2 separate regions of the Homo sapiens genome follow, and region 1 is linked to region 2. Evidence: chromatin loops called from intact Hi-C (ENCODE). Cell type or tissue: endothelial cell of umbilical vein. All regions are shown on one strand. Links, peaks and the distances in the headings refer to the core of each region. The heading gives the core; the rest is flanking DNA.

Region 1 (7,800 bases), core at 1,679-6,678, 76 kb before region 2:
GGTTTCATACACCCTCCACATTCCTATAAATATCTCCTCTTCCCTTGCTGTTAAGAACTCTGAAAGCGATGTGGAGGGTGTGGCAGCACAGGGCAGCATGAAGGGGAAGAGGAACTAGCATTTTGTGGGTTCTGCTGATGTACTGATTATCCCAGAACAGTCAGTTGAATCCAAGGAGCCTGTTAACACCATTCCAGCAGTCCTACAGCTGCCTTTGATATTTAGAATTGAGGAGGTTGAGAAAACCCAGTCCAATTAAACACATGGTATTTTAATCAAATAAGGATTAAAAGCAAGCAAAGACAAAAATAGTACCTTTACTGATTTCTGGGAGGAAATTAAATCAGACTTACTGCACAGGGAGAGAAATGATATTATAAGTTTATAAAAGAGGAGACCTTAAATTCTGCAACATTAAGTTAATGCTCCTGTATCAACTAAGCAAAGAAATTCCTTCGTTGTTGGGTGATATGCGGAAATCAGGATAGTTAGAAGCTATTAAAAAAGATCACAAAAAATGAGCAATAAAATATTGCCAGCAATTTGAACATAATACACTATGTACATATTGAAGAGTAGATAAAATATTCTTGCTGCATAGAATATAAAATTCTTCAACGTGGAGAGATGATTCACTCATCTGCTATTGGAATTCTTGCTGAACAACCCTGTTGCCAATTTCAATCGATATTCCATTGAAGGTATTACCACATTTCAGAATACACCAACAGGTCTGGAGATGTTATAAATATATATCAAGTGTAGGGATCTCAAGTGTAGAGGGGTCTGGCTTATGACACAAAACAAGTTGGAAAGGAAAAGGGGAATTTATAATCATCCAGCCTAGGTCATTTTAAGACTTGCAAATCTAAACTAAAAACTGTTAGATTTTATGTTTGATGAGTACATCTTTTGTCTTAATTTTGCTTAGAGAAGGAGTAAGTTGTTATTTAGCTATATTTATGGATAAACATTTTGATTAAATTCAATAGCAATAGGCTGGGTGTGGTGGCTCACACATGTAATCCTAGCACTTTGAGAGACTGAGGCATGAGGATCACCTGAGCCTGGGGAGGTCAACGGTGTAGTGAGCCAGGATTGTGCCACTGCACTCCAGCCTGGGCAACAAATTTCAGAACACACCACCAAGTCTGGAGATTATGTGTGTGTGTGTGTGTGTGTTTGTGTGGTGTGTATTATATATATATGTATGTGTATATAAAAATGTATGTGTGTGTATATATATGTGTGTGCATATGTGTATATATATATGTTTGCTGCCATTCTCCCCATAATAAAATCCTGAATTTTCTTCTTTTTTAAAAAAATTATAATTGCCCCTCTATCTCTACTACCTCTGCTGTGCTCTGGGTCTTGACCAGCTTTCATCTGGACTTGTGAAACTTCCTTCTCTGTGTCCCCTTTGTCATTCACAAAAGCTTGTGAAATGTCTTAAAATGATGTCTTCTCAGCTCTTGCCATTTCCCTGGAGAGAGCTCCTGGCAACCTTTCTGCCTGAAAATTCAACTTCCCTGGATCCTATTTACTCACTGATTAAGAGAATGCATCTTCCCATATATAGTAATTGCCCAGAGTGCAAATACTGATGTGTTCTTACTCAGGGTTTATTTCATAAGTAACAGTAACAGTCAGGGTCCATGGGTTGTAGGCAACAGAAACTGACTTTGGGTAATGATATGGTTTTGCTGTGTCCCCACCCAAATCTCATCTTAAATTGTAGTTCCAGTAATCTCCAGGTGTCGTGGGAAGAACCAGGTGGAGATAATTGAAACATGGGGGTGGTTTCCTCTATCCTGTTTTCATGATAGTGAGTTAGTTCTCACGAGATCTGATGGTTTTATAAAGGGCTTCTCACTTCACTGAGCACTCATTCACCTTCCTGTCACCATACGAAGAAGGACATGTTTGCTTCCCCTTCCACTATGATTGTAAGTTTCCTGAGGCCTTCCTCAGCCATGCTGAACTGTGAGTCAATTAAGCCTCTTTCCTTTATAAATTACCCCGTCTTGGGTATGTCTTTATTAGCAGTGTGAGAATGGACTAATACAGGTAATTTAAGAAGAAGGGAATCTCCTGGGAGGTAGGCACTTGGATTTATTGTTGCAGCAAGACTATTTAATTAAAAAATGTAATTCTCCAAAAGACATTTGTGTCCTATAGGAAGGAGAAGTGGGTGCTGAGTTGTCAAAATATTAAACACAAATATACACAACTATTACAAGAATACTTACATATTTTTATTTGATTTATAGATATTAGATTGGTGCAAGAGTAATTGTGATTTTTTCCATTAAAAGTAATGGCAAACTCCAGTTACTTTTGCACCAACCAATACATTTGTGTGTATACACATATCTATGCCATTTTTTTTCTTCTGAGACAGAGTCTGGCTCTGTTGCGCAGGATGGAGTTCAGTGGCATGATCTCGGCTCACTGCAGCCTCCACCTCCCAGGTTCCAGTGATTCTCCTGCCTCAGCCTCCTGAGTAGCTGGGACCACAGGCACCACCATGCCTGGCTAATTTTATATTTTTAGTAAAGACAGGGTTTCACCATGTTGGCCAGGATGGTCTCGATCTCCTGACCTCGTGATCCACCTGTCTTTGCCTCCCAAAGTGCTGGGATTACAGGCATGAGCCACCGTGCCTAGCCTAAGCCATTTTTAAAATACTATCTTGCCATGATAGTGCTGAATACCTCATGATCAAAGTCTTAGATTTGATATGGATTTTGAAGGGCATGAAACACTTATTTGAAGATTATTTTGTGGAGATAATTTTCTCTAAATGGAATGATTTCCTTTTTAGGATCTAGCTTGGAAGGAACGAGGGTAATGCTCTGAATCAAAAACACATCTGTTGATTTATGGAGTGCTTCACTAGTGACTTGGACATAAACAGATCATTAATTTCATAATGATTGAAAAGGTGGATGAAAATGCATAGAGAGAGAAAGTGAGAGGGGGTTGAAATTACAGCTCTCACCACAAAAATCATAACTATAAGGCGATGTACATGCTAATCAGCTGGATTTAACCACTCCACAGTGTATATATACACTTCATCATGTTGTATGTCATAAATACATACAACTTAATTAAAAATAACTTTGGAAAAAAATTACAGCAGGATCACTGGTCTTTGGACATATTCAGGGAAGGGATCTCAAGTGTAGAGGGGGCTGGCTTATGATACAAAACAGGAAGTTGGAAAGGAAAAGGGGAATGAATTTGTAATCTAAACTAAAAACTGTCAGGTTTTATGCTTGATGAGTATATCTTTTGTCTTAATTTTGTTTAGAGAAGGAGTAAGTTGTTATTTAGTTATATTTATGGATAAACATTTTGATCAAATTCAATAGAAATAGGCTGGGCGTGGGGGCTCATGTCTGTAATCCCAGTACTTTGGGAGGCCCAGGAAGGAGGATCGCTTGAGCCCAGAAATTCAAGACCAGCCTGGACAACATGGCAAAACCCTGTCTCTACAAAAAAAATACAAAAATTAGTCAGGTGTGGTGGCCTGCGCCTGTAGTCCTAGCTACTTGGGAGGCTGATGTGGGAGGATCACCTGAGCCTGAGGAGGTCGAGGCTGCAGTGAGCCAGGATCGTGCCACTGCACGCCAGCTGGGGCAAAAGAGTGGAACTCTGTCTCGAAAACAAAAAAACAAAACAGCAAAAAAACCCAAATTCCATAGAATTTGGTTTTTATTTTTATTTAATTAAAAAGTGGGATCATCACATTTTAAGTCGATATACAAGTACACTTAAGAGGCCTGCCTTTTTTTTTTTTCAAGAAGTGAGTATTGTTAAATATGTCCTAGTAATTTAACAAACACTGATGTTTATGATTAAAAAAACCCTCTTATGTTTCTATGTTTTGAATTTTGATTTTTTTTGTTAGTGGCTTGATCTGTTATTACTGATATACATTCTCTGTGAACTACGTTTGCTTTTAGTATAAGAGTGGACATTTCAAAGCTACTAGTAGCGTTAAATATTATTTAAGTGGATAAGCAAAAAGAAGTTTACTTTGTGTAATTTCCTCTTAAATTCAATGAAGTTGTGGCTTTATTTTATTTTATTTTTTACAATTCTCTCACGATAGTGTTCAGCTGAAGTTAGTCTCTGTTTTCCTCAGTTGTCCAATGGTGAATATTACTTTATCACCTCCAAGGCTGACTGTGTATGTAAGAATCACAAGATGGTCTACTCTCAGCTGTTGTCTTAGTGATACGGGGCTTTATGAGCTTGCCAATCATTTAACAACTAAAGCAGGAAGTGAATAGTAATGTGTTTGGTCTCCAAGGTGAAAAGTCAACAGACTCCACATTACTGTAATTTTCTTAATGACTGAATCTTTAGCCATAGCATTAACATACGTTGTGTAGTCTTTTTGTTTGTTTTTTTGAGAAGGAGTTTCACTCTTGTTGCCCAGCCTGGAGTGCAGTGGAGCAATCTCTGCTCACTGCAACCTCTGCCTCCCGGGTTCAAGTGATTCTCCTGCCTCAGCCTTCCAAGTAGCTGGAATTACAGGCATGTGCTACCATGCCTGGCTAATTTTTGTATTTTTAGTAAAGACGGGGTTTCAGCATGTTGGTCAGGCTGGTCTCAAACTCCTGACCTCAGGTGATCCACCCTCCTCGGCCTCCCAAAGTGCTGGGATTAACGGTGTGAGCCACCGCACCTGGCATTTTTTTTTTTTTGAGATGGAGTTTTGTTCTTTTGCCAAGGCTGGAGTGCAGTCGTGTGATCTCAGCTCACTGCAACCTTTGCCTCCTGGGTTCAAGTGATTCTCCTGCCTCAGCCTCCCGAGTAGCTGGGATAATTATAGGCACCTGCCACCATGCCCGACTAATTTTTGTATTTTTTAGTAGAGATGGGGTTTCACCATGTTGGTCAGGCTGGTCTCGAACTCCTGACCTCAGGTGATCCACCCGCCTCAGCCTCCCAAAGTGCTGGGATTACAGGTGTGAGCCATCACACCTGGCCCTGCTGTGTAGTTTTGAAAGCAGCAGTGCATAAATAGAAATGTGGACTTTTCAAACAAAATCTTAATCAAGGAACTTTAATGTAGGGATAATAGCTCTCTGGGAACTGGATGTGGTCTGGTGGAGAAACTGCTGGACCAGAAAGTGGACTTAATCATGGGAGAGAGCTTGTGTTAGAAAGAGATAAGCTAGGATGTTTTACCTTGGATAAAGTGGGCAGGGCTTCTCTCTCTGCGTTTTCTGCCACGTTCCCACTCCCTCTGCTCCCTCTTACTCCTCGCAAGTCCCTTAGAAGCCTCTGTCTATGGGGGTGGTTGCTAAAGCTGGGCTTAAAGGCTTTTCTTCTATTATTCTTACAGAATCTCCCTGGAGTAGGCTAATATTATCACCATTTTATAGATGAAGGAACATATGTCACTAGCCCACAATTATAAAGAAAATGGCAAAGCAGAGATTAGAAAATTGTTCTGTGCTTAGTTACCTAAAAAAGGCTCTTGATATTCATGTGATTAATCCCAGAGTAAGTGGTATGAAGGTTCAGAAATATCTGGAAAATTTCAGAAGCAAAACTGTCCCCCTACCTCCATGCATTTTTTTCCCTTTCTTTTTTTCTAAAAAAATTTCAGCGGGAAACTTCCCCATGCTTTCAAAAAACAAGAAAGAAAAAATTTTCTCCCTTTTTCCCATCAAACATTTTAAAAATAGGTTTTTATACCTCAACCCAGAGAAAGTGGAAAATTGGTTATTATTTCAAGATCCAGTATTTCGAGGGTCCTGTACACACACTTAAAACAGTATCTGGAGTCAGGGTTCTGCAGCAAGAAGAAGAAGGAGGTGTGGCCACCAGCAGATGCTAAGTGAACCCTGTGGTGTTCATGTGTCATCAGCAGCATATAATGGCCTCTCACTACCACAGTTCTCTGAGGCCATGAGGAAGGTTGGTTGCCGGGCAGTGCCCTGGTGCTGTGTCATTTAGGACATATGTTTGCAGCCATCTTAGGAAATTTCTTCCTCTCTCACTGTTTCTTCTGCTTATATCACTTGTCAAAATCTAAGGCAAGTAAAAGCAGAAGTTAACTTTATGGCCAGGCATGGTGGCTCACACCTGTAATCCAAGCACTTTGGGAGGCCAAGGCAGGAGGATCAATTGAGCCCAGGAGTTGGAGACCAGCCTGGACAACATAGGGAGATCCCATCTCTACCCCCTCCACCCACCACAAAAAAAAAAAAAAAAAAAAAAAAAAAAGACAGGCAAGGTTGCATGTGCCTGTAGTCCCAGCTACTGGGGACAGGTGTGTGGGGGTGGCACTGAGCCTGGGAGGTTCAGGCTTCAAGGAGCTGTGTTTGTGCCACAGCACTCTAGCCTGTGTGACTGAGCCAGTCCCTGTCTCAAAAACCGAAGCAAAACAAAAAGTAGTTAACTTTTGTAATATTAGACCTCACAAATGAGGGGCTGTGACAAACGCTGAAGAATGTAGTATACTGAATCAATTGTTGATTTATTTCTTATCTTAACTCTATCTGGCACTTAGGTGAGCTTCATCACGTCACAAGTCTCCAAGCCTCAGTGACCTCATTGGTGAAATGGAGCCCATTTTCCTGGTCTTGGCAGGACGTTCTGAAGTATAACTGAGTTAAGAGATGCGAAGGTGCTATATATAGCAGAAGCTAGCTCTATGTTGGACACTTTGTTCTGACCTGGGATTATAACTCAGATTTTTCAGAGGAGGTTAGGATTCCACTTTTTGGAGTTACATTTTAGCATCAGCTATCTACATAACAACATAGAAATGTCCTGACAGAGCAGCATGGTGTTTGGAACTCAGGTCTTGTGTTTCATAGTTGATCATTACTCCAATCTCTCCGAGTTTGTGAAACTGCCACAAAATTACACAAAAACAAAACAGCATCTCACATTCTGTTTGTAAAAGCATCACTTAGTCACCTAGGGCATAATAAATGGAAAGTTGTAGGGCTTAGAAAATGATCAGGTGTTAAGAGAAGCACAGAATGTACTATCATGTTTCAAAGGTTAATAAGCTTTTCCTGTTTCTGTTTTTTTTTTTTCTCTATAGTATTTTACCATCTCACATGACGCTGCTTCTCCAGATGAAGCCGAGATTGAAATGTCACACCGGCAGGATCAATTAGATGTTGTAGAATAGAGAGGCATTTGCTACCTGAACTTAATCCACAGGGCAAGAATGATTGAATGGAGGAGATTGGATATAGGGAGACTCAAGGGTAGAGGAAATCAGTTGAGCATAGTTTAAACAGACACAAAGCAGTATAAATGGTAACTCATGACAAAAAAAAAAAATCAGGGTGAGTGTTTATTATTGTGTATACTGGTTCACTTATTCAATTCTGAGAGACTACAAAGTGGAATAAACACCTGTCACAAAAAGAAATATAGTAGGAAAAGGAAGCAGGTATGTTTTTTGGAAATTCTAGATTTTTGTATCACTTCACAAAAGTGACGAGGAGAAAGATGCAAAACATATTCAGGCTGTAGGATGTCCTATGAGGAAGACAGTAGATGACATGACTGAGTAGGCAACATGATAGCTGTCTTCCTGTAGTTGAAGTCTTGTCATTGCAAGAAAGGTTAGGCATATTTTGGTAGGAATGACAGAGAGGAGGTTTTGACTTAGTATGAGGAGTGGCTTCCCAGTATTTAAAACTTGACAAGCATTGTTGGAGCAGCCTTGCCCAGCTCCCTGCTGCTGGATCAGTGGATATGTACTGTTGTAGAGGGATTCTTGCATTAAATGAGAGGATCTCAGTCACCCCT
Region 2 (7,800 bases), core at 1,312-6,311:
TTTTCCTCCTGGGCCTCTGAGCCTGTGATGGGAGGGGCTTCTGTGAAGGTCTCTGACATGTCCTGGAGACATTTTCCTCAGGGTCTTGGAAATTAACATTAGGTTCCTTGCTACTTATGCAAATTTCTGCAGCTGACTTGAATTTCTCCCTGGAAAATGGGTTTTTCTTCATTTAGAATTCATCATCAGGCTTCAAATTTTCTAGACTTTTCTCCTCTATTTCCCTTTTAAAATGGAATGCTTTTAACAGCACCCAAGTCACATTTTGAATGCTTTGCTGCTTAGAAATTTCTTCTGCCAGATACCCTAAATCATCTCTCTCAAGTTCAAAGTTCCACAAATCTCTAGGGCAGGGGAAAAGTGCCACCAGACTCTTTGCTAAAACATAACAAGAGTCACCTTTGCTTCAGTTCCTAAGAAGTTCATCTCCATCTGAGACCACCTCAGCCTGGACCTTATTGTCCATATCGCTATCAGGCTTTTGGTCAAAGCCATTCAACAAATCTCTAGAAATTTCCAAACTTTCCCACATTTTCTTGTTTTCTTCTGAACCCTCCAAACAGTTCCAACCTCTGTCTATTCTCTAGTTCTAAAGTTGCTTCCACATTTTCAGGTATCTTTTCAGCAACACCCCACTCTACTGGTACCAATTTACTGTATTAGTTTGTTTTCACACTGCTGATGAAGACATACTGATAACTGGGAACAAAAAGAGCTTTAATTGGACTTACATTTCCACATAGCTAGGGAGGCCTCAGAATCATGGCAGGAGGCAAAAGGCACTTCTTACATGGAGGCGGCAAGAGTAAAATGAGGAAGAAGCAAAAGCAGAAACCCCAGATAAACCCATCAGATCTCGTGAGACTTATTCACTATCACGAGACTAGCACAGGAAAGACCAGCCCCCATGATTCAATTACCTCCCCCTGGGTCCCTCCCACAACACGTGGGAATTCTGGGAGATACAATTCAATTTGAGATTTGGGTGGGGACACAGCCAAACCATGTCACCACCCATGCCACTATTATGAGGCTGAGCAGTAAGGGTGGCCTGTGTGAGAAAGATATGCTGCTGTCATGCGGTTTCTGCAGTAAAGAGGTCATGCACTGGTTATTAGGAAACACTACTTCAAGTCCTCCATGTAGTTTGCTACCAAAAAAAAAAAAAAAAGCAATTTGTGCATTACAGAAAATAGGTGGATCACAGAGGATTTTCAGGGTGGTGAAATGCCCTTAATGATAGATATTATAATGGTGATACATGTCATTGTACATTTGTTCAAACCCACAGAATGTATATCACCAAGAGAGAACCCTAATGTAAACTAGGGACTTTAGGTGATTATGATGTGTCAATGTAGGGTCATCATTGGTACAAATGTACCAATCTGGTGGGGAATGTTGATAATGGAGTCTGTGTATATTGGGGGACAGGGGATATATATGGGAAATCTCTGTACCTTTCTCTTAATTTTGCTGTGAGCCTAAAATTGCTCTGAAAAAATTAAGTATTAGTATTTAAAAAATAAAGCCTGAGATAAATGAGAAAAAAAATAATGTCTATTCAAAATATTTGATGTCCTAAAGAGAGGAAAAATGACCTTCTCATAGAATTGAAATAATTGAAACTCTCTTTTAACATGTTAATTGGTTTTCTCTGCTTGCTTCATTTTAGGTCTTCTCTGTAGTCCTGGAAATTCCCAGTGTTCCCTCCCTCGTGCTTTTAATCTTGCTGTTCAAGGTTGAATTCTTCTCTTTTTGCCTCTCCAGGAATCCTAATTGTTCAAGGTCTTGCTTCTGGTCCTCCTGAGGCCTCCCTACCTCCTGTGGGTCCCTTCAGTGATCTCTAAATTGTTTCAGTTAAATTTAAACTGTGTAGGAACAAGGACCATGTGCTGTACTTAAAAATGCCACATCCCTTACAGAGCCTGGTTATAGTTCTGGGCATGTAGTAGGTGTAAATTTAATATGTGTTGACTGTTTAAAAACTTCTGTTAACTTAATCAGAAAACAAGAAAAATTTACCAAGTCTTTTACTGCTTTCAAAACATGTCTAGTATGTATGTTTCTTATGTTTTAAAATGCCTCTGCTCATTTTGTTCTTGTGCTAATGCAGAGCAACAACAGAGGGTGAACATCAGGTGTGCTCTTTTACATACGGTAGGGAAGGTGGAGAGATGCCATTGAAACCCATCTGGAAGAGTGAAGAGAGTAGGAACACCAAAGTAGTAAATAAATTCATAAACATAGGAGAGAGTTTGTTGATAGCCTGAAGGAGCATCCCAAATGCATTAAAAACAACTGCAGATTCTCATGATGCTAAGCTAGGGGAACTCGGGCAAGTAATTGTGTTTGATTTGCTTGCTTTTCTTGACTAAATCAAGAAAACAACATACAAATGGAATGCAGTGTAGTGGCCAAAGGAAAAAGGAAAACCCCAAACTCAGAATGCTGTGAGTGTGAAATGACCTTTTAGTTACTTTCTCCTGTTTTTTTTTTCTACTGCTGTTTGTGATTCAGGAAAGACAGCTTTTTATGTGTCTCTGCTAAACCTGGGGTAGCTATTCTTTCAATTTTTAAAAGTCTCTCAACAGATGCTATCTCCTGAAACACAAAACAAAAACAGAACAGAACAAAACAAAAAAAAAAAACAAAGCAGAACAGTACAAACCCATAGATAACTCTCCCTCCTCATACCAAACTAGGCATACTCTGAAATCGGGGGAGAATAATTCTTTTTTATATTTCTCTATGTTCGATGGTAGGTTTGGGTGTGCATAGGTTATGTTTCTTACAGCATTCTCATTTTAGAATATTTATATTAAGTTCCTTTTGCAAATCCACAGCAGATAACATGGATGGGGAGGGTTTCTGCTAATTCCCGTGTAAATCATCCCAGTGGCTAAACAACAGAGATTATTGTTAGATGGGTTATTGAAAATAAAGCACTCATCATTTTCTATTCTTTTGGCAGAAACAGTAGTTGCATGAGGCACCTAGGCATGGTTTGTTCTGTTGCTGATTTAATCCTTCCTCTTTTCCTTCCTTCTCTCCTTGCCTTCCTTCTATTTCTCCTTCTTTTTTCTCAGCTTGCTGTGCAGTGATTCTAAAACACAATGACCTCCCAATGTCTAGTACTTGCCCACTTCATATGGGAAGTACCCTAGCCTGAGTTTCCTGCTTTCTTAATATCTACTTCCATGGGTGCATGTTATCTATGGACACATAATCAAAATGTAAAAACAGTTTGGCTCCCACGTTTAGCAACACTCAGTGTGATCTTCCTTAATGTTTGGCCCGTTGTGTCACATAGACTTTCCTTGTATTTTAATATGCATTTTCCTCCAGTCCTTGTTGAATTCATTTGCATTGCTCTTTAGTTCTTGCTGATAATTCTTTTCAGTAATGGTGTCATATCAGATTTAAAAATCTGGAAAATAGTTTGACATTTATAAGGTATGTTTTGATTTTGCAGGAAAATAGATGTGCTTTTTTGTTTGTTTGTTTTTTGGTCTCATTCTCCTTCTCAATTCTTTGAAAAAAAATGCAACAGGAAGAAGCAGCTAAATAGTAGCCAATAGGTATTCTAGTATGTAATGAGGAATATTAAATAATCACTCCTAAAGCCCGTGGCATTTGCCTATCATGATGGAGACCAGTGACAAATAATAATACATCTGTAACATTGTATCAATAATGTTAGCTGGAGTGGTGAGCACCCTTGATTTTGAAAGCAGCTTTGAAACTCAAGTGTGCTAACAGTAGAGAAACTAAGAGAAGAATCTACAAGATGTGTTAAACTGAGAAGGAGGGAAGGAGCCAGGGTAGTTTAGCTTGCAGAAGAGGAGACAAAATGAGATGTGAAAGAGGGAGCAGACTCTGTCCACATTGTCCCTGAAGGCCTGCTGGGTTTGCTGCCTTCTAGAAATAGTCTAGCAGAGGTTGGATGACTAAATTTCAGGAATGTTACCAACAATGCTTTCCTGGGGTGAGTGTAGGGCAGATGGTGTCCTTGGTCTCTGCGTGAGAAACAGAGAGATTCTGAGCTGCATAGTTAAGAAAGTGCGGGGCATCATCAGGGGCAGAGAATGAAATCTGGCATTGAGCTTTTCCGGGGGCTTGAAGCTCTGACTGTGTTACATGTGACAGCACCTCCTGCTTCCTGTTTGCTGTGAGTTTGAGGTTGTGGCCTGCAGCAGTTGTTAGGGAAGTCTGTAAGCCTGCACCTATGGAGTGGGGCTTCCGGGAGCCTGGGAGGAGCACCACCCAGACTGGGCTCAGCAACTTGGGGCTGAATATTTCTTTCTTTCTTTTCTTTCTTTCTTTTTTTTTTTTGAGATGAAGTCTTTCTCCCTTGCCCAGGCTCGAGTGCAGTGGCATGATCTCAGCTCACTGCAACCTCCGCCTTCCTGGTTCAAGTGATTCTCCTGCCTCAGCCTCCCAAGTAGCTGGGATTACAGACGCCCATCACCATGCCGGGCTATTTTTGTATTTTTAGTAGAGACAAGATTTCACCATGTTGGCCAGGCTGGTCTCGAACTCCCAACCTCAGGTGATTCACCAGCCTCAGCCTCCCAAAGTGTGGGGATTACAAGCATGAGCCACCACGCCCAGTCGGGGCTGAATATTTCATTTGGTGAAATGATGAGGAAATTGATTTATTATTACCCAGGCCTATATTATTCTTCTACTAGCATCACAAGAGTTTTCCTCTTGTTAATTTTAGAGAAGTGGGAAGAGTGAAGAGTAAACATATTTGTGTCGGCCATTAAAGAACACACTTATGAAAGCTTGCACACCCTCTTAGTGAGGCCCTGAGCACAGTGTGGACTGAATATGAAAACATCAGTTGGGACATTGTGTCTCATCCAGGGACACAGCTGCTGTGGAGGTTTTCACTGCATTTTCAGTAAGGCATTATAGAGACAGCCTGTTCCTGTAATGGCTTTGGTGTAGCAAGCTAATAGGAAGAAAAGAAAGGGCAGAATGGTCTTGGGAGAGAGAGAAACAGTGTGAGAAATACATGAATGTGCAGAGAGGGGAGAAATCATTGCAGGATGGGAATTTGAAACATGTAAATAGGAAAGGAAAAATAAATGTTCTTTGGATGCTAACAAAGCAAAGAACTAGACTTAGCAAATGAGATTGACTTATAGGAACACAAGTCTGTCTTCACTAAATAAGAGGAGAAGCAATGGAAATAATTATATCTCATGTAAAATAGAAGTCAGCACCTCTTCTTGCTGTGCCTAGTCTTCTCTGTGAAGTGGAGCTTTCCTTTGGTGAAAGATGCATTATCTGGCTTACCCCTACTCTCCAAGCTCTAGAAGTAGGCACTTCTGATGTTCCTTGTTTCAACTGAGGAAACAGCTGGATCAATCACAGTAGACTTGATTTTTAAAAATTGGTTAAAGATAGCTTTTTACCTAGAATTTCATGTTACTAGAAATCAGAAAGCTTAAGAAGTCTTTAAAAAAACGACAGGACTTATTTTGGTTTTCATTTCAACAAAATTTTATTTGAAACACAAGAACCTAGAGGTGGTCCTTAAAAACTGATAGTGACAATAATAAAACATCTGTGAATAATATATTCAGGCTGAGTTGCAGACCAACATAAATCCCAGTTTCTTGGGGAGGTGGAAGGATACTCACATTTATGGAAGTGGAAAGAGAAGTTTCACTTGTTGAATGCTAACATTGTGTCAGGCACTGGGCTAAGACTGCAATCTCATTTATTTGTCACAACCCTGAAATTAAGTATTATTGTTATGCCAAGTAGAAAACTGTGATCCTATTATTTAGAAAAAAAATATGGACTATAAGTTTCTGAACTTATTCATTGACTATCTGGGCTTGGATGAAACATAAAGTTTCTACAACTTGCCTTTCAAGTCCATAAGATTTCTTTTGAGAATTTGTCACTTCTCTTTTTCATGAGAGTATATTGAAACACTAGACTTCCTACCATTGCCACTACCTGGATACTTCTCCTCTTACTAAGGTGGTAGAAGGCTGGAGACCTTCAAGCCATAATGCCACCTCATCCTAAAGCTTCACCTGTGGTACCTGGTGACAACGCCCATTGAAACTTGGTTAAGCCCTGCAGCCAGACAGTGTAACGACTTGCTTGACCTTCTATTGACTCAGGTTAAGCAGCTCTCTCACTTGTAATGAAGAAGGCTTGGGGTAGCAGTGTGGAAGTGATATCTCCCTCCTGGAAGGTCATTTCTCATGGTGACCTCCACCCAAAAATGAACTTGTGTCAAGGGTTTGCGTACAAGCAGTTTCTTTGGGATGTGATCCCAGGAAGCACTGCAAGACTGTGGCAGAAGAGAAACAAGAAGGGAAAAAAAACACTACAAAGTGTGATAACGAGTGGGCTACTGCTGTGAGCAATTGGAGCTTCATCCTTCTAGGGACCTTCTGAAAGACTATGGAACACATTTCAGAACCCTCCTATTGCTCTGTGTTTATCCACCAATTCCTACCCTTCATTAACTGAGGGTTCCTTCTGGGGCAATTTCTAGCCTGCCAACCCTTTCCCACTGTCAGAGATTGCCTACACAGGTGAAGAGATATAGAAAGGCATTTAAACAAGAATAGTACATAGTTACTTTCTGCATGGGTGGAGGGGATATGGCGGGCCACCAACAGGGTCTTCCCATCCCCCATCTCAGGGGGCTCTGAACCTGCCAACTCACATGCTTTCTTCCCAGTGCAGGAGAGAAACTTTCTCCTGCCAGCTACATGCTCCTGCTTTAGCTTGTAGAAAAAGGAACAAATGTGTGCCCACACTTCTGCCTTCCAACACTTGTTCCCTATGGGGGAAGGCTTATGAAGGGAACTTCTGGCTTCTCTCTACTCCTTACTAAGGATGCTCCAAGTGAAAGAAAGTAGCTAATATGATTGTTGGGAAGCCTACTGGTCCTGAGTAGACTGGTCTGTGGGATCAGGGTCCCTGTATTTTGTGGCATGGCCCCTTTCTCCTATCTGTGACATATGTTGGTAAGAGAGTCAGGGCTTTCTTCACTTCTGTTTTCCTGTGAGGTAAGCATGGGCCTGGAAATGGGTCTGCAGAAGATTTCTAGAAGGAAAGAGAGCCATTTTTCTCTTGCTCTTGCCATTGCATCAGTGTCTGATTGTGTGAGGCTGACCCATGACCCTGCGCCCAGCAGCTAGTCAAGGTTCTGAGTTGTTTATCTAACCTCACTCTAGGGTAGACTCCAAAGTCTTGATTCAGAGAAGGAGAGGAAACCCCAGTGACCTTCAGACTTCAGTTTAGTTCTCCCACATGTTTGCAAAAGATTCTCCTCTGGCTCCACTTGCCAGCCTCTAAGGAGGGTGATGCTAATCTCCATTTAGGTTTTCATTTGGGTGTTTGTGCCATTTTTTAGGACCTTGTAGGTTTCTTACTTTCCAAAAGACAGACAGGATATGGGCTCCAAACCCTACCCTGAATCCTTAATCTTTTAATTATTAAGAATTTGTGACCTGAATTCAAATTTCAGTGCCACTATTTTTTAGTTGTATGAAATTGTCCAATAAAATGTATGGCAGAGGCACCTGACAGCTGTAACTGAAGGATACCATGAGGACGACCCTATGGTCTAAGCAGAGCGTTGGTTCAGAATTCTGAGCTAAGGAATCTGGGAGTGGCCAATCCAGACATTGATCTTATCTATGAAGGACAATTGAACCCCTTGCCCATTCTTTGGAATATAGGTCATACAGGGGATTGGGAGGCCCTTGTTTTGGGTTAAATGGAGGTTGCTAGGTGGAGGTTGCTATGTGAAAATGC

What was found. A loop is a pair of places that touch in the nucleus more often than their neighbours do. Peaks named below come from ENCODE experiments on the same cell type or tissue, not always from the same donor. Only the 100,000 strongest peaks of a DNase experiment are listed, where the experiment ranks them.
Region 1: a loop joins it to region 2, with 2.1 times the contacts of the local background. A loop is called at or near these places in 2 of 110 quality-filtered maps.

What each region holds. Positions count from the first base shown.
Region 1 is chr13:76,796,359-76,804,158 of GRCh38, reverse strand. All of the region lies in intron 1 of LOC105370265 (a long non-coding RNA gene), which reads left to right. Among named protein-coding and RNA genes, the nearest start is that of KCTD12, 86 kb to the left of the region's middle. RefSeq lists an enhancer at 5,801-5,920. In endothelial cell of umbilical vein, for the core only: no CTCF peak of the experiment used is centred there; a DNase peak (open chromatin) is centred at 4,238.
Region 2 is chr13:76,720,030-76,727,829 of GRCh38, reverse strand. The region is part of intron 2 of LOC105370265 (a long non-coding RNA gene); the gene reads left to right. Among named protein-coding and RNA genes, the nearest start is that of KCTD12, 160 kb to the left of the region's middle. In endothelial cell of umbilical vein, for the core only: no CTCF peak of the experiment used is centred there; DNase peaks (open chromatin) are centred at 2,419, 3,179 and 4,069; H3K27ac peaks cover 3,484 bases.